Linked DNA regions of Mus musculus: region 1 is linked to region 2. A link is a loop called in an ENCODE intact Hi-C map of the cell type or tissue named here. Cell type or tissue: gastrocnemius. All regions are shown on one strand. Links, peaks and the distances in the headings refer to the core of each region. The heading gives the core; the rest is flanking DNA.

Evidence for each region. A loop is a pair of places that touch in the nucleus more often than their neighbours do. Peaks named below come from ENCODE experiments on the same cell type or tissue, not always from the same donor. Only the 100,000 strongest peaks of a DNase experiment are listed, where the experiment ranks them.
Region 1: a loop joins it to region 2, with 3 times the contacts of the local background. A loop is called at or near these places in 2 of 42 quality-filtered maps.

Annotation. Positions count from the first base shown.
Region 1 is chr19:38,218,852-38,228,303 of GRCm38, reverse strand. Fra10ac1 (FRA10AC1 homolog (human)) reads left to right here and starts at 4,152. Exons shown (of 14, transcript NM_001081075.2): 1 at 4,152-4,342; 2 at 6,391-6,467; 3 at 8,577-8,672; 4 at 8,801-8,846. The coding sequence starts at 6,391. In gastrocnemius, for the core only: a CTCF peak has its summit at 4,272; DNase peaks (open chromatin) are centred at 2,647, 3,438, 3,814 and 4,137; H3K4me3 peaks cover 2,038 bases; H3K27ac peaks cover 1,997 bases.
Region 2 is chr19:38,814,707-38,824,158 of GRCm38, reverse strand. It overlaps Noc3l (NOC3 like DNA replication regulator), which reads left to right and starts at 4,922. Exons shown (of 21, transcript NM_021315.2): 1 at 4,922-5,066; 2 at 6,014-6,221; 3 at 8,444-8,576; 4 at 9,316-9,452. The coding sequence starts at 5,058. In gastrocnemius, for the core only: a CTCF peak has its summit at 4,869 (motif pointing right); a DNase peak (open chromatin) is centred at 4,873; H3K4me3 peaks cover 1,797 bases; H3K27ac peaks cover 1,931 bases.

The DNA.
Region 1 (9,452 bases), core at 801-8,800, 600 kb after region 2:
CACCTCTATTTTATAACTCTCCTTTATCACTAACCAAATGCCAAAATTTAGTATTCAAGAACATTCCAAATCGGCCTCAAGTTCTCTCTGTGGCCTTACCTTCACTACTCCTTTAAATTCTACTCTCAGTGAAGTCACCCCCTCATGTTCCTCTAAACAAGTCATAGCTATTTCTACCTCAAGTCTTTTCCTGAAAGTACACTGTCTTGATTATTATCCCCCTTCCCACATCCTTTAACATTTAATATCTACATTTAAATTATAGCTCAAGTCTGATTCCTTCTAAAGCCGTTACCACATTTTACTAAACTCTTTCTCAAGTTATTTGGTTACTTTTCTCCTTAAAAAAAATAGCTCCCAATTTGCCCAAATATCACAACTGCCATCGGCCTATTGAAAGGCAGTAGAAATATTAAACAGAAACCCTGAACTCAGAGTCAAATGTATTTGGGACCATTTACATGCTCATGACTTTGGGAAAGTTAATTTCTCTAAATCTTCTTTCTTGTCTGTAAAATATGAATGATAGTACTTTGTCTTGTTTAACAATATTTACATATGTGTACTTTTGTGGGTATGAACCTGTGGGCATGTCAGCATGTATGCAGCAGTCAGAGGACACCCCAGATGTTGGTCCTTAGGAGCCTTCCACCTTTAGTTTGAGACAGTGCAACTCTTGGCTCTTACAGGTAGTTAGTCTAATTGCTCCACTAACTTTCAGGAATCCATATATATGTATATGGATGTGTATATGTATATGTATGTGTGTGTGTGTATATATATACACACATACACACACACACACACACACACACACACACACACACACACACACATATATAGTTTCTCAAGAGAACCCTGACTAATACAGATGAAAACATGAGGTAGGTGGGTTATAGCCAAGTTGGGGAATCTGTTATAGGCCTTAGATGCCATCTGATAACATTTTTCACCAAGGGTTGGGAAAGGTAGATCTTTGTCCTTTCCAAAAGGACTTATCTAATCTTTGCAAGAATCTTAGATCACACACAGTCGGGTAATAAATGGTTATTTAAAGGGTTAAAGATAGCCCAAGATGTTTGACATTGGATCTGCAACATTTTGACTTACCATAAATTGAAATTGTAATCAGTCAATTGACCTTGTAGAATGATTAACATGGGCAGTTGTTTTTTGGTTTTCTGGGATCTCAATTTACAGCATAGACCAAACCACCCCAAGAGTTTGTTGCTTGAAGCAGCATTTAATTTGCATAAATCTGCAGTGTGGGTCGGACTCAGTGAAGATGGCTTGGGTCTGTCTGTACTACTATTTACCATCAAGAAGACAGAAAGGGTCAGGCAGAAGCTGCATCATCTGTCACATGCAGCTTCGAAGCCTCTCAGCATTATTTCTGTAGAGCCTTGACAGCTGGGGCAGAGATGCAGATATCAGGTTACCATGGAGAAATATTAATGTTGTATCAACCTTAATGAAAAAATATTCATGTGATCATTTTGGGAAAATAAAGTGTGTTCAGACCTAAAGGATAACAGAACATGTATTGAAAGCATGGCTTGATATTTTATGGCCATCGCCATCCATCTCTGGCCCTTATCTAATGCCACCATAGCATTTTGTTGCTTTGAGCATCAATATATTATTGCATTTTTTTGTAATTATCGATAACATATCTTAAAGCCTGGAACCCATAGGTTTCCATATGCCATATACTTATGGTATATGATAGAATACATTGATTTTACTATTTTATATGCTCTGTCTTTTAAACTGATTTGTCTCTGAGATAAAGAAGTGATTTTTACATGTTTGTAATTCCAATGACTGATCCACCCAAAGCATGTTCTTAATGGGTGTTTGTGTCTTTTAATATTGAATTGTAATCGCTTACTTGAGAGTTTTTCATCAGGTAAGTTTTCTGTCCTGTGTTGATTCAAATTCAGATTATGTTATCTATCTATAGCATATACTTTGTATTTAATGTCTCCAGTAGCTGCTGACCTCAAAGCAAAAAATGGAAACCTTTGAATGAATGGAAAATAGAAACACACATCAATGCAGCAGCTACTCCCCGTAGAATCATGAACTGAGAGGTAGGAGCTGAATTGTATAAAAGGAAAGTGCTGCCGAGCTCCAAACCCTCATGGACCTGTGGGGTCAAGGTCTGTGCATATCTCTCTTATGCGTAAAGCAAAGCATGTGTTGAAGAGATGGTGTGTTACGATTCTATTGCTGTGAGGAGACACCACGAGCAAAGCAACTTATAAAAGACAACATTTAATTGGAGGCCTGCTTACAGTTTTGGAGGGTGAGTTCATGGCCATCATGGTTAGCAAGCTTGGTAGCAGGCAGGCATGATGCTGGACCAGTAGCTGGGAGCACACATCCTGATCCACAAGTTATAGGATAGGGGTACGGATACATATATATAACTGGATACACACACACACACACACACACACACACACACACACACGTCATATCTATCTGTCTGTCTGTCTGTCTATCCATCCATCCATTCACTGGGCCTCTGGGCTTTGAGTTTCAATAAATGAGGAGCAAGCAGTCAAGCATCTGAATCTATGGGGCCCATTCTCCTTCAAACCCCCATAGCTGGCAAAGCTGTGGAGAGGCTTGCTGCTCTTTCCCAGGGCCAGGGTTCGGCTCCCAGTACCCACACCACTCTGTCACGCTTGTTCCAGGGCTTACCACACCGTCTTCTGTCCTCCATGTGTAATGTGACATGGAGAAGCAGGCACACACATATGACACAGAAGCAACATCTTTAAAAAATTTAAATGCAGGGCCTACAACAGCAGCACAGGGTTGTTGGAAAACTAAAAAGAAGTTAATAGATAAAAGATGTTTTTTAAAAAGGAACAAAAATGCTAATGCATGTCAAATATTGGTATACAAGAGTTTCATTTAGGCTACAGGAGTTCTTATTAGTGATAAAAGGACAAAGTATTTGGTTTTTAGATATCTATAAAAATTGACTGCTTGACAAATTAACTCAATACTTTAATAATATTAAATTATGAGGTTTCCTATTTACATTTTTAAAGGAAACATTTTTATTGTAGTATAATTCAAATGCACCTTGAAATGCATAAATTTATAATTTTGTAATTAACAAGATTGCAATCGCTGCTCTATGTAAATCAGGGTGTATCTATGATTTGCTGCCAGGAATAAAAAAAGTCTTGAACTGATTGACAGGGATATTGTTATCTACTGGTTAGGATAAAAGATTTAAAATGAACGTGTATTAAGATTCAGAGTTCTTCCTTAACATGGACCCGCTGTAAAAGTGAGAAGCATGCCAGTTCTGTTCAGCAAATGTTTTAGTAGCTCCTGTGATTTCAAAGGCACAGTGTTGGCTGCGGAGTGCGAGATGAATAACTGCTGGTATTGAAGAGAAGCAAGATCTGTACCCAGTGGAAAGAGGAATGGGACGTCACGGTGTAGGGCAAACACAATGCAGGAACAACCCAGTGGAGCTTAAAATAATTTAATTCTGGCTGCCTGAGGTGTTTTTTTTTTTTTTTTTTTTCCTTAAATTTTATATTGGATGCCCTTTCTGCGTGTGCTAGGTTGCTTATTGGCGTAGAATCTGCGACCCTGTGAAATCTTTTTCATTCCCCATTTCTTCTTTTCCTTGCCAACTCGATCTCTTCAGCCGCCAGCACTGCCTTTGGAACAGTATCTATTGTGTGGGTGGCGGAACGCGGGGAAGCTATTTCTGTTCTAATTATGAGCACTGTTTTCGTAGGGGAAAAAGAGGGGGTGATAAGGCAGATCTGAGGCTGAGCTGCTGGCTGGGCGAGGATGCTCGGTGGAGGCGTTACTAAGGTTACTAGAGAGAGGACCGCAGGTGACAGGCGGGGTTTTTCTCTATAGCAATATACATTTTCCAATGAAGGACGTGGGCTGGGCAGTGCCACATTGTACTACATATTGGATTCCCTAGAGGAAAAAGGAGATGGCCCAAAGGAAAAATGAGGGACCAAAGCAGGGAGCCTCTGCTTCCTCTTCCGGGCCTTTTCTTCCGCCGTCTTTGTTTACCCCCGAGCCATTCTGGCTGCAGCACAGAGTCGGCGCGCCGGAGAACGGTGTCTTATCGATGTGACACGCCTCTGAGCCGGGCCGGAAGCGGTTCCCAGCCGGTACCCGTAGGGCCAGGCGTGCAGCGTGCGGTGACAGTGGCGCGGGCGGCGGCGCTGCGTGGCTCTGGAGGACCGGCGCGGACCTGCAGCGGCTCGCTGAGGCCGTGGCTCGTCGCTGCAGCTGTCAGGACTCTTGGGGGCGAACTTGCCAGACAGAGAAGAGCGGAAGGGAAGGGGTGTGTAAGGAGGGCCGTGGGCGTGTTTGATCTCAGAGAGGACTTTGAAACTGGTTCTTAGTAGTTGAGTCTCATTTTTATTTTGACAGATTCGGGAGGCAGCAGATGCCCTATTCTCGAGATTTTCTTAATTCCAGTCAGTTGATAGCATGATTTGAGTGAGAGCTTTTTAGTGAAGCTACTGGGTTAAGATAGCTCAAGGGATGGATGAAGCTGCCCGAGATAAAAAGAAATGTGGCGTCGGAGCAGAGAAGAGGTGTCTGGAATGAGGGGTCAAGATGATCTACTAGTTCCAGGTTCTACTAGTTTCAGGTCTTCCTGTACTAGGTACCGTCCCCAAACTATGTAAGCTTGAGGTTTGGGCTTCTTTACATAACCTCTATGTTAACCTTTACATAAGTGGGGAAGTAGGAGACGCGTCTGTGCCAGCCAGACCTTAGATTCTGCAACTGCTCCAGGCTCCACACTGCGGTTTTCCACCATCAATATATGAAGCACGTGAGGATGGATTAGAGGGTAGTAGAATTTGAACAGCCTTGATGAGATCTGCTAAAAGGTGTGACGTCTAGGTGTATAAGGCAATGATAGCTGTCGGTCAGGAAGAACTGTGGCTTGCAAACCTATGTCTCCAAAGCTTGGCTGTTGCCTTCTCTTTAGCATTTGGTGGGATAAGGAAGAGAGGTATATACTCACACGCCCAAGTTTGAAAATGGAGTTGCAGAGACTCACAGAATTTAATGATTTGACATAGCTACCTTATTTAACAGAATGACAAACAGAAGGTAGTCAAGAACGCAGACACTGGCTATCCTAGCTGTACTTGCCAACACAGATGCTAAAGTTAATGTCTCTTTACCTGGACTGGGTCCTTTCAGCAATAAAGATTGCAACCCACCTTTACCCCTATTAATGTGTGTTACGAATTCTGTACACTTACTGACACAAATACCAAAGCTGAAAAATATTATCACTTGACCTGGACTGGCTCCTTTCAGCTGCAGGAGTTGACTATTGATGATATACAGTAGTAAAATCATCTGTACCCTTGCTCATGTGTGTTCCAAACTCTGTGTAATGCTGGAGTCAGATGCCTTTTCAGGCACAACTGACAGCTGAAGCTTTTCAGCAATTCCAAGACTATCCATCGGAAAATAATAAGACTGACTAAGCCTAGGGGTAAGGAAACTTAGCTTAAGGAGACCTCAGCTAAAACTCATGCTTAAAAATTAAGGAAAAAAAATTTAATCAGTTGATAATGTACTGTTTACAAACACTAATTCTGGCAAGTTGTGCCTAATATTCCCAAGAGATTGTTGAAACTGGGGCCTTAAGAATCAAGTAGATTAGTTTAACTACATTTTCATTCCTAAAATGCAAGTACTTATTTTTAACTTGAAAAATCATAAGCTTTATAAAAGTGCTTATCACTGTGTCTATGACAAAGTAATAATATAGTCACCCAGTGCTTAATAAGAGAGACACTTAAATACATTTCTGCAGCTCCTTCATTGTTCAAACAGCAGAGAGTATGCTTCTACAATGGTACAGCCATCAAACACCTCTACTACAGACAGCCCCCAAACTAGTATCTTTCTAGACTATGAACGTATATAGCATGTTGTTGCAATTATTACTGTAGATAAGTGTAATGGTATTTGCACAGTTAGGCATAGCTACAATGTAGAAGGTATAGTTGAAGTACTAAGCAATAATTTGTATTTTCCTCCAGTGGTCTGTCTGTGGCTGAAACATCTCTAGGGGGTGTGGGGTGTGTGGCACAAATAAAAGTGATGCACTGTTGTCCCTTGCATGGAGTCGCTTTGCAATATCCAGGCTTAGGTTTCACTGGAAGGCCAGTGACTAATGTCCTTATTCTTCTTATTTCAAAGGGATTAAAGTGTTAGGTGGCTGCGTAGACCAGAGACCATGATCTGCCCAGCATGACTTGTAAAGCTTGTGGCTGTTTAAGATCACTTAACTCTCAGTCTTGTGTTTCCTGAGTATTTGGCAGCTCGGGTCCGCACGGCTGACCTCGCACTCCTTTGCAGATGCATGGGCATGGAGGCTATGACTCTGATTTTAGTGACGATGAGCAAGGCGGAGGCTCCAGCAAAAAGAGGAAGAAGTAAGTCTGTTGATCCATAGTTCACACTGTTTCTAGACGGACATGAAGTATAACTAAATCCTGGAAAGGGTTTGGATTGACTTTGCATATGGAAACAACTGCTGTAGCAAGTGAGGGTTTATTCATTGCACTGTAATAAATGGATTTCAGTTTGGAGGTAGTTGTGGGGAAAATGAAGTTTTGTTGTGAAGGAGTTTATTGAAAGGGATAGAGGGAAAAGGAAAGATTTCTCTATTGCATGTTTTTTTTTTTTGTTTTGTTTTGTTTTTTGTTGTTTGCTTTTTCATTTGTTAAGACTGTGTGTCTGCAAATGTCACAGCTTAAAGGAGGCTTGGTTGCTGTTTGTCTTCCCAGTGAGGTGCTCGTGGAGGATGAATTGTAATTCAGAACAGTTGTAATGTTGACTTGAATGAGCAGGTCAGAGTTGGCAAGACCAAGATCCTCTAGCATACAAAGCCTGGGCTTCACAAAGAGGACACATTTTTGTTGTTGTTGTCATTTTTGTTTCCTGAGACAGTTTTATTATTTAGTTCAGGCTATCCTGGAATTCCCTATATAGCCCAGGCTGTCCTAAGACACAGTCTTCTTGGTTTAGCTTTGAAAGTGCTGGGGTTCCAGGTATGAACTGCATGTCCAGCTGGAGGCTACATCTTCACAAAATTGCTGTGTTTAGGGCCATTGTCCTTAGCTTTCAGTGCTTTGAAATGTCATGGTATGTAGTAACAGGAGGGCTTGATTCGTAGTAGCAGGACTTAGAGAAGTTGGTTTATTATCCCATAGTGAGACTGATGTGTTATCACTAACTAGGAATGAACATTTTATAAAATCGGCAGTCTTTATCAATAACAGAAGAATAGTAATAATTATAGCAATGTATGTTTTTTAGATTTCTTTCTTTCTTTCTTTCTTTTTTTCTTCCTTCCTTCCTTCCTTCCTTCCTTCCTTCCTTCCTTCCTTTCTTTCTTTCTTTTAAAAGATTTACTTATGTTGTTTATATGAGTACACTGTAACTGTCTTCAGACACACCAGAAGAGGGCATTGGATCCTATTACAGATTGTTGTGAGCCACTATGTAGTTGCTGGAAATTGGACTCAGAACCTCTGGAAGAGCAATCAGTGCCCTTAACCACTGAGCCATCTCTCCAGCCCTGTGTTGTTTTTTTTTTTTTAGATTTTCATTAAGAAACATTGCTTTCTGGTCTGGGGGGGGGGGGTGTAACTAAGTTAGTGGAATGCTTGCCTAGGATATAGGACGCCCAGGTTCAGTCCCCAGTGCTGTGTAAAACAAAGAAAAGTGACACATGCCCTTTAGAGGCAGATTAAGGAGCATCAGGAATTCAGGTTTATCCTTGCTTGTGTAGTGATTTCCGGGCTATCTTGGGCTAGTGAGGATCCTCCCTCAAAAGAAATGATTTATGAATAGAATTTGAGCAGATTTAGTTGGGTACTGTGGTCTAGGGTTCTATGTATCCATATCAGTAAGGCTGTTTGTCTGTGGTCAGTGTCCTCTATAGTCAAACTTTCCTTTCCATATTTTTTACCTGTTAAATCTTCATTATCTCTCCTTTAGAGGTAAATAACTTAGGGTGGTAAATGATCAAGTCAGGAACTGAGCTAGGAACCTGCTGCTAAGAACTAGCCATTTTCTCTTATCTTTTCCATTTTATAAGTAGTAAATAAAATGAAGAAGCAAAATGTTTCATTAAAGATCAGAGACCCATTTTAAAGTTAAGTCCTTATTTCATGTTAGTTACTTTTCTAGTTGTGAGCCTGTTACCCGACAAGAAGAAACTGAAAGATTTGCTTTTGGTCAAGATTTAAGAAGGGGTACAGTGAGAAGGGGTTCCTATGGAGGCAGGGGCATGAAGTAGCTGGTCACATTGTGTCTACAGTCAGGAGGCCGAGAGCAGATATAAAGTGAGGCCGGGTTATAAAATGTCAATCCATCTGCAGTGATCCACTTCTTCCAGCAAGGCTCTGCCTTCCTAAGACAGCTGAGGCAGAGGTCACTGGCAGAATACCTGTCGAGCTGTCACAAACATGGGAAGAGTTAGACAGCATCCTTCAAGAAAAATTAACTTTTAACACTTTTTTTTTTTACTACACCAGGACAGTCGAAGATGAGTTGCTGCTTACAAAACCGTTTCAAAAAGAAAGGCATGGAAAGGTGGCCCATAAACAAGTCGCCGCAGACTTGCTCGACAGGTGTGGCGCTTTGGTGCTATGACGGACAGCCTTTGCGTTAAGCTCTTTTATAATCTCATAACCTGTGGGTTTCATTATGTTAATAAAATATGGGCATTTGAATTTACCTAAACTTCTTTTTTAAACAGGGAAGAAGCAAGAAATAGAAGGTTTCATCTCATAGCTATGGATGCTGTATCCTTTTTATAGTCCTATTTTCATAACTAATAGAATATTTTGCTTGTTATCCATGTTTTCTGACTTTTAAAAATCAAAATCTTGTCAAGTTAAGTAGACTAGTTTTATTTTTACAGGTTAGTAGTTATTGATATAGAAATTTACGATTTGAATTTTCAGGTGTAATTCTCTTTTGCTAATATATAGGAAAAACTAGAGGTAAAAATAATGAAATAAATACTAGTTGTGGTCTATTAATAGACTTTAAAGTCCAGGAACTTAAAAGGGTTCCCACCTGTTCTTGTCAGGCTTGCTCACTTCCCTTTACTGTTCTCGTCTTCTTGAATATCATTTTAATTCATCCCCTTCCTACCTGGCTCTTGACTACTTTAAATTTTCTGCAAAACTTCTGTTTTAAAATTAAGTGTGTCTGAGTGCCATCTCTATGTGTGCTGTTGCTCTGTTCCTCGGGTATGACTGAAGACTTGAGCTGTGAGTTAGACTGTCATGCACCGCTACTCGGGATGTTAGAGAACAGGAGAGGCCAGGCAAGACCTGAGTGTTCACTCCCAGGTCAGGACTGAAGAGAGGAAGCACCACACTAGAGTCATCTGATGCATTTTC
Region 2 (9,452 bases), core at 671-8,670:
CCAAGTGCTGGTATTAAAGGCGTGCGCCACCACCGCTGGGCAAGCTACAAACTTTTGAGCACACAGATGGCCCAGGTTAATCTTGGTAGATCACAAAAGGAACAGACATGAATGTGAGAGACAGATCTGTGGGGAAAGTGAAGGGTTCAGGGATGGTGGGAAGGTCAGTATGCAAGGCAGATATATGAGAAATCATAAAAATGGTTTTAGTTATAGCATGAAATGTCCTCCCTCTCGCAGAGAGGACACAGCAGTTTACCGTCATCTGTAGTTTTTCCTCCCACTTCAGAGATGATATTCATATAATTTTTATGACAGCACATTGTTATACTTGTTCTAATATGTTATTAGTTATTCTGTTATTTTCCTTGTGTGCACAGCTAATAATCCTTATGTCTTCATAGGGAAAACCTACTTAGGGCTCAATAATATCTTTGATTTCTGGTTTTGAAATACATCCTCTGCAGATAAGGGGAGAATAACACTAGATGTTAACAATTCTAAATGGACGTACCTAAGAATGTAACCTTTCTTAGAAATAGGGCTTTGGCAGAGATAACCTATTTAATTTCAGGTCATTAGGTTGTGCCCTTAATCCAATTAAGTGTTATAAGGGAAGACAGCCATCTGAAGGCACAGAGACAAAGGGAAAATGTTAAATAAAGATGGAGGCAGAGCCTGGAGTATCCACAAGCCAAAAGCTGTCAAGGGTTGCTAACTGTTACAGAATGTCCGAAGTGTCAGAAATGAGAGAACAGAGGTCCTTAAGAAGGAACCGACTATGTCAATGCCTTGATTTTAGACTTGTAACCTAAGTAATGCTGGAAAGAATACAGCATTTGAGTGTAAATAATTTTTTTGAAGGTAAGTCCAGGAGCCACTAATTATTACAGGATATAAAAGTGAGACCAGAAAGAGAAGGACCCTGATAGTGTGATTGTGAGTGGGCTGCTTGTAGATTGAGCTCAATCGTTTCATGAACCTTCGTGCGATGAAGTATTGTCCTATCTCCAAGGGCATTGGCAGAAATATTAGCGTTATTAGTCTTCCTTGGCTGCTCTAACAAATTACCTCAAACTTGGTGACTTAAAGCAATAGAAAGTAATTCTCTCATAGTTTCAGAGACCAGAACTTTGTAACCAGCATCACTGAGGGGAGTTTTGGTTTCTGATTTCTGACCCCCTTGGTGGATGCTGGAATCTCTACCTTATTTTTACTAAGGTTCATGATTTGTACAAAATGATCAGCTTCATTCCGACATTTCACACATGGATACAGCACACTTTACACTACTTGCTCCTTTAGCCTTTCCATCCCTCCCAACTCATCTTAATTCTACTTTAATGCCTTAAAACTCAAGATTCTAAATATGTGAAAAAAAATGATATTTTTCTGAGCACACCCAATTTTAATATGATGATCTCCAGTTCCAACCATTTTACTGCAAATAATATAATTTCATTCCTTCAATTTTAAAAAATATTTCTTTTTATTTTATGTGTATGTGTCTTAGATCCCCTAAAACACGAGTTAGAGACAGACGGGAGCTCCCATGTAGGTGCTGAAAATTGAGCCCAGGTTCTCTGGAAGAACAGTCTGGGCTCTTATCTATTGAGCCATCTCTTCAGGCCCATAATTTCATTCCTCATACCTGAACATTGTTCCATATACATTTTGTTTTTTCCTTTTCTCTTTCTCTTTCTTTCTTCCTTCCTTCCTTTCTTCCTTCCTTTCTTTCTTTCTTTCTTTCTTTCTTTCTTTCTTTCTTTCTTTCTGTGGTGTGTGTGTATGTGTGTGTATGTATGTATGTATGTGTGATATTGAGTATTAAGCCTAGGGCCTTACATCTTACATGTGCTAGGAAAGGACTGTTCCACTAAGTTATATATCCAATACTCTTTTTACTTTAAGATTTTTTTTGAGACATGAGACTGGAGGATGGCTTTAGGGGTAAGAGTGCTTGTTGTTCTTCCATAGGGGCAGAATTCATTTCTCAGTACTCATGTCTGGTGACTCAAAATCAGCTGTAACTCCATCTCCAGGGAAATCTGACTCCTTCTTCTGGACCCCAGGGGCACCAACAGACATCAGGCATATACACATATGTACATACATTTAATAAACAAACCTTAAACAGAAATTTTGGAGAAGTTTCATAAAGTTATCAAGGCTGTCCTTGAACTTGTGACAATCTTGCCTGATCTTCTTGAGTAGGTGGGATAATAGATCTGTGCCACTAGTCTCAGTTACATCTTCTTTATCCATTCATTCAATGATCAGCTGGGCTGATTTCATAATTTGGCTATAATGAATAGTGCTGCAAAGAATACCTCCTACATTGAAGAAGCTTGAGAGAGAATAGAAGATCCTGAGGAAGAAATGGCTGGGAGAGCCAAGGGCATCCACATTCTAATGCAGAGAGGGGGTGTGGGGGGAGGGGAGAAAGAGAAGACAGAAGAAAAAGCAGCATCAAATGTAGCCAAGTAACACAGAGAGGCTAAAGATGGGAAACACTGGATACACTTAGGAGAAAACTACAATTTGGTTATCTTCCTATGACCAGCTTCAATGGACGATCACAGGAAGATTCAGATGGGTGAACCTATCTCCCCAAAGGACTCACTGGAATCTCTCAGTACAACTCTTTCAGTACTGTTTGGCATAGCCCATTGATCCCTGCTAACCTGTATTCAGAAAAGTTTAGAGTAAGCCAAGAAGACAAGCAAGCATAAATTAGGCTTAAGAGCTGGTTAGCTAAATTGATGATAAACTGCAGTGCACAGGATCAAGAAGCCAATTGCACTAAGTCAGCAGGGATCATGAAAGCTTCCACTTTCAAACTTGCTTTCAAACAAAAAGCTGTTGGATTTCAAGACAGGAGACTGTGTGTGGCAACAAGCTGTTTTAACATGACCCAAAGATTTGACTTGATTATAAATTTAAGTATAAAATGGGCAAAGAATAAGATGAAGTTCCTTTTTATTAAAAACAACAAAAACCTAGCATAGGGGGCTGGAGAAATAGCTCAGTGGTCTAGAGCAGAGACATAGGGTTCAATTCCCAGAAGCCATTTGGTTGCTCACGACCATCCCTAACTCCAGTTCTAAGGGATTTGACACCCTCTCCTGACCTGTACCAGGCGAACGTGGTGCACATGCATACAAGTAGGCAAACACTCATACATAAAAGGCTAGCGCAGGGTTGGTTATGACAGAGGAGAGGAAGTGGAAACACAATGATGATTTTTCCTTGGAAAGAGAAAGTCACAACAAGAATTAAAAGGAGAAAACATCACTAGAAAAAAATAGTGAAAAGCTCTACGGGGATAGGCTAACTGGGAAGGAAATGTTAGGGAAAGGCAGAGGGCAAGATGATTGACCAAAGAGCAAGAAACATGGGGTTAGTTTTGAATAGAAATGGGGATACCTCATCCTTGGAACAACCAGATGCAAGCTGAAGAAGTGGGAGTAACTGTTGATATGTTTGGGAAGGAATTCAGCCACAGGCTTGGTAAGAAAGAGCACAGGCTGATGTTTCCAATTAGTGTGATGAAGTAATCTAACAGTGAGACAGGCTCTGCTGTTTCCAAGACAGGGTGTGGAAGGAGAGAGAACAGGGAGAAAGTTAGAAGGGAGGTGGAAAGACGATGCCAGATAGAAGGCATTTTTCTCTGAGGTGAAAAGCAGAAAGGACTAGTCTTTGTAAGATTACCACTGTTCATGATCTCAGTGGCCCCTGGGTTTCTTCTGGCTTATCTCACCAGCTCAGAACTGTGAGGCCAACAATGTCAGGGCTGTGCTCAAGAACGATATACTTAACCCTGGGCATGGTGACTCTATAATTAGTACTTGGGAAACTGAGACAGGAGCATATTGAGTTGAGGGTCAGTCAAATAACAACGGCGTCTCTTTTTCTTTTTCTTTCTTCCTTTCTTTCTTTCTTTCTTTCTTTTTTTTTTTAAAAAACCTTTAATAGCCTCAAGTTCATCTTTGTGATTAACTTTTTATTTTTATTGTTTTTTATAATTTATTATTTTGTTTGTATATATGTGTGGGTGAGTGCCTGCCTGAGGAGGTCAGAAGAGGTCCTCAGAGATGGATGTGCTGGGAATAGAATCCGGGACTTTCTGGAGGAGCAGCAAGCACTCTTAAACACTGAACCACTTCTCCTGCCCAGTGTTTTATTCTGTTTTTTAATTTAGGAAAAGGTCTTTGGGAGACAAGTACTTAAAATACACATTCTTGCGATGCTTAAATCTTCCTGGAAGAGTTAACGATTCAGTCAGATAGTATCTTTACCAAAAAGGTAACAGAATCCTAATTCTGCAAGTCTCACCAATATAGTACTTTATCATATAATGGTTAAACCCAAAGAAAAAACGATTCCACAGTAAAACCATAGACTTTTTCTCTAGACAGGGACTACACTGGGTAGACTAGGCTCTGTAGACCGGGCCTCGAACTCACAGTGATCCACCTGCCTCTACCTCCCAGTGCTGGGATTAAAGACGTGCTCCACCACGCCTAAACTTAAGTGTGGACTTTCGGTTGGTGGAAGGTGGTGAGAGATCTTTCATCATTCGGTTCAAAGCCCCAGTGCCTGTGGAGGGATGGCTTCCAATAAAGAAGCTGCGGTTGCCCTCTAGAAGATCCAGAAGACGAAGTACCCGCAACAGGCGGAGCCACAAGACGCCGGCGATCAAAACCGCCAAGCCCTCGTCTTTTGTCTTCTCCAGGACTGAAAAGGAATCCGGGCGGGAACCTGCTTGAGTCCTTCAGCTGGGACGCCCACTCGCCCACTCTTCAGCCTCAGCGATTCTCACAAGGGTCAGTCCGTGAGAGACTGAGCCCGGGACCAGAGCCACCAGGGGGCGCACGCACCGCCGCCCGAAGAGGAAGTCCCGCCTCCCGTTTCCGGCGGCAGAAAGGGGGAGAGGCTGAAAGCGTCTTCCGGTTTGGGAAAGGTTGCGCTCAGTGCACGTGTGTCTTTTCCACCCGGCTCCTGCGTGTTCCTCTGTCCGAGTGATCTTGTCTGTGGTACTCCTCGCAGGCCTAAGGATGAAGGCGGTAAGTGCTGTCCGAACCCCGGCCCCCGGGAGTTGTGGCTGCTTGGGTTGACAGGGTCTCCCTCTGCCTGGCTTATCTTTCCCTTAGGTTTTGAGTCTGGTATAGGGGGCGGTGGCCTAACTTGGTGCTCCCTAGCCGATCTATGCTCCATCCACTTTGGGTCATTACTGGGGCTTTTGCTTCCTCGCCCACTACGCCCAAGCACGACCTCAGGCTGCAGATGCGAGGCCAGCACCGGGCCCTGCCACCGAATGGTGTCAGACTGAAGGGTTTTCCAAACTGTCTCTCGAATCTTATACACACGAGAAGCAAGTCTAAAGTTCCTTGAACCTGTTTTGTGAGACACTGAACCCGAAGAGAGCCTGTTTCCTCCTTAAAGTGTAAGGTGATAGGAAGGCTGGTGATTTTTCCCAGATGGAGAGGGAATTTAGAAGTAGCCTTGGGATTTGGATTACAAAGCACTTACCAGCGAGAGCGCTGGAATAACTTCTGTAACCTTCGCTTCTTTATGAATGACGTGAGGATTATTATTATTTAGGGTGTTGGGAAGTGTGAGTGCTTTGTAAATAATAAACCGACAAATGAATGTCAGTTGCTAAAGGCATCCATTATTTTGCTCTGAATGTGTTGCCGTACCAGTGTTAGACTAGCCTTGAATGACCGTTTGCCACAGAGAAGAGATTCATAATGTTTTGCTTTCAGATTGCACACGTGAGAGACTAGATTCAGATCACAGGGAAATCCCGTGTGGAGCAACTGATGCTCTAGTGCCATTCTGTAGGATTGCTTACTGCCGTGCATTGGTTTTTAGTTCTTACACAGGACCCGTGGTTGTGAGACAGTTTTGAAATTTGCTTTATTTAATCTATAAAGAGTTTTCCTTCACCTGATTTTAAAAATAATCAGAATTTCTTAGTTGTAGTGTCTCTTCTGTTGTTGTTTTCTAGAGAAGAAATAAAAAGCAGGTCCCAAGCTTTCGCAAGTTGATAAAAACTAGTAAAGTGAAACTTGAAAACAAATTGAAAAATAAGCAATTTAAACAACAAAGTACCATCAAGAAGTACCGAAAAGAGCAGAGGAAACTAAGGCAAGCTGTAAAAGATGCTGTGTCTAAAAAACCCATTCCGCTGGAGGACCCAAAGAGCAAACGGCCAGGTAACGAAAGTGTTCACTTACGCTGGAATGTTCTCCATGGAAGTGACTTGTTTTCTAGTGTCCACTTGTCCTGTGTTCAGATCCTTGTAGGTCTAGGTAAGGTCTTTTATGCTTTACCACAGTAAGTATGAGAAAACAATGCAAGACCATATGCCCTGTGAGAAAACTAGCTTCTCCTTTTCGTTGGCATAGACAGCAGATCTGAAAATGTACTTGGGGGATGCTCAGAGCAGCTGTGTAAATTTCGGGACACGCATCAGGGCTGCCGGCTTCCCATCCACTGAGAGTTAGCCGTGGTTAGCCTGCTTGGTTTTGCTCCATTCTTCACCATGCTGCCAGTAGGTATTTCCTTTTCTAAACTTGTGGTTTTCTTTCTCCTTGTACACTTGGGGTGAAGTTCAGCTGTAATAGTCTCGGTTGTTTTGTAGAACCATCTAAGGACCCCAGCTCCTCAAAACAGAAAAATATGATCATTTTAAAGTCAGGACAGTTCTCTAGCTGATGTAACTGTTCATTGTTCTATAGCCATCTCTCCTTCTCTTAACCTCCATGCAGTCTGACCCAAATGCAGCATTATCGTGATGGGTAGTGATCATTTGATTGGGAATCAGGAATAAAAAAATCTTCTCTTGGTTTTTGTTGCTAGCTATGTAGTCTTGGTTGGTCACTCAATCTCCAATCAAGGAACAATGAGTTAGCTGGTTAGATACTTTCAGAGATCTCTTCTAAGTTTTACAATCTGAAAGGTGTAATATGCTAATAGCTCCTTAATAAAAGAAAAGCAAAAGATTTCTTTATTTTTGCAACTTAGAATCTAAGTGAAGTTGCCAGAGAGGGAGGAATATAAGAAAAAGGCAGGTGCAAACGCTGTTGAATTTGATATGAAAATATTGAAGGACTTTTTTCTACTAAAGTGGGAGGCCAGGTCCTTGGATGACGGAGAAACGAGGCAGGTGAGGGAGTTAGAAGTGTGACGACAGAGAAAAAGGGGATTCAGTGGAAGAGGAAAAGCTGATCAACAAACACACCAAGTTTCTGGTTTGAGGAGTGGATTATTAGTTTAGATTAGGGGTTTTCTTCTATGCAGTGTTTATCAGTCTTAGTGCTACGAGGAAGGTGAGCTTTGTTAGGGAAGACAGTAAGAGTGTTTTGTTCACAGTTGACTCTTCTGCACTCAAAAGGGGTTGGGACACTTAGTTGTTACTGTTTTTTAATATATAATTATGTGTATTTATGTAAAAATAAAGAGTCGAGTTAAGAGGAACAGGAACAATGAGCGGATAGAGTTCGAATGACTCGAGTGAGGCTGGGGTTTTGATAGACATGAGTAACTTAAATGTAGAAGGAAAAGTTGCTGAGTGTGTTAGCAGGAGGGTGGGTGAGGTGTTACCATGCAGTCTGAGTGTGTTAGCAGGAGGGTGGGTGAGGTGTCACCATGCAGTCTGAGTGTGTTAGCAGGAGGCTGGGTGAGGTGTTACCATGCAGTCTGAGTGTGTTAGCAGGAGGGTGGGTGAGGTGTTACCATGCAGTGTAAGTGTGTTAGCAGGAGGCTGGGTGAGGTGTCACCCATGCAGTGTAAGTGTGTTAGCAGGAGGCTGGGTGAGGTGTTACCATGCAGTGTAAGTGTGCTAGCAGGAGGCTGGGCGAGGTGTTACCATACAGTGTAAGTGTGTTAGCAGGAGGCTGGGTGAGGTGTTACTGTGCAGTCTCAGTGTGTTAGCAGGAGGCTGGGTGAGGTGTTACCATGCAGTGTAAGTGTGTTAGCAGGAGGCTGGGTGAGGTGTTACCGTGCAGTCTAAGCAAGGGAGTAAAAGGAGAGCACTGGTGTATAGGACAGCAAGTGGTTGAAGGAATAAAGCTCTCTATCCGTAGTCAGTAAGACAGTGCCCTGGAATTAACTGAATGACACTGTGAGGACAGACGCTTGCAGTCAGAGTGAGCATCCAGGCTTGGACCTGGCCTTTGGAGATGACAGATGAAATGGAGCAAAAGTCACTGGAGGTGAGAAGGTGCCAGTGGACTCAGCCATTGGCTCTCAGATGCCCAGAGACAGTTCAGAATGCATGGAAACATTTACTTTTAGATTTCAGGAATCAGAGATACGAAGATGCTAGGTGCTTGTCACCCAGCCTTCATTGGGAGTACTGCGGGGAGAGCAGGTAATAGATAGAGTAGGAAAATGCACAGTTCTAATACTTGTGTTTTTCTTTTTGGTGGAGCAGTTAAAAGGATGGAGAGGGAGGAGGACGAGGAGGAAGAAGCCCTGCCTTTGGATATGATGGACGAGGATGACCTACAGCTGATGAAGGATTTAGGACAAAAGGCATCTTTTCTCACAAGAGATCTCTCTTCTAGGTAATAGTTCATCTGAGTTATGACTGAATTACAAAGTTGTAAGTGTGGTTCTGTTTTTGTTTTTGTTTTTTTCCTCGTGGTTTCTGAACATCACCCAGGCCCTAATACATACGAGACTCCTGTTCTCACTCTGGAGCCCAGTGTGTGTACTATGACTGATGGTCCTCCTGCCTCAGCCTTCAGCGTGCTGGGATTATATGCCTGGTTTACAGCAGACTTTCTAAATGATAGTTAAAGTAATCTGAAAGGAGAGAAGAGAAAATGTTTCATCAGATTGACTTACAGCAGTGATTCTTAGCCTTCCTCATGCGGCCCTGTAACACAGTTCCTCGTGCTGTGGTGTGGCCCCCATCCATAAAATCACGTCTGTTGTTACTTCACAACTAACTTTGCTACTGTTATAAATCATAATGTAAATACTTTTGGAGATTGAGGTTTGTCAAGAGGGCGAGCCTGTGGGACATTTTCTTGATTGAAATTTGATGTGGAAGAACCCAGCCCACGGTAGGCAGTGCCATCCCTTGGTCCGTGATCCCGGGCATTGTTAGAAAAACTGAGCAAGCTGGTAAGCACTGCTCTGCCATAGCTTCTGCTTCAGTTCCTTCCTTGAGTCCCTGCCCTTCGTGATGGACAATTGTAAGATGAAATAAACCCTCGGTTTCCGATGCTTATTACCGCAGTAGAGACCCAACTAGGACAGTACCCTTCAAAACTGAAACTGGGCTTTTTTTTTCTGCAGTGAACCAGTCCATATCAAGAAACGAAAGCATGAGAGTGTGATAGAGAAATATGAAAAAGTGCCAAGAACTCTGCAAACCGCACCGGAGAAGGAGTTGATTCACCTGCTCCCTATCAAGGACAAGAGTGGCATCATCC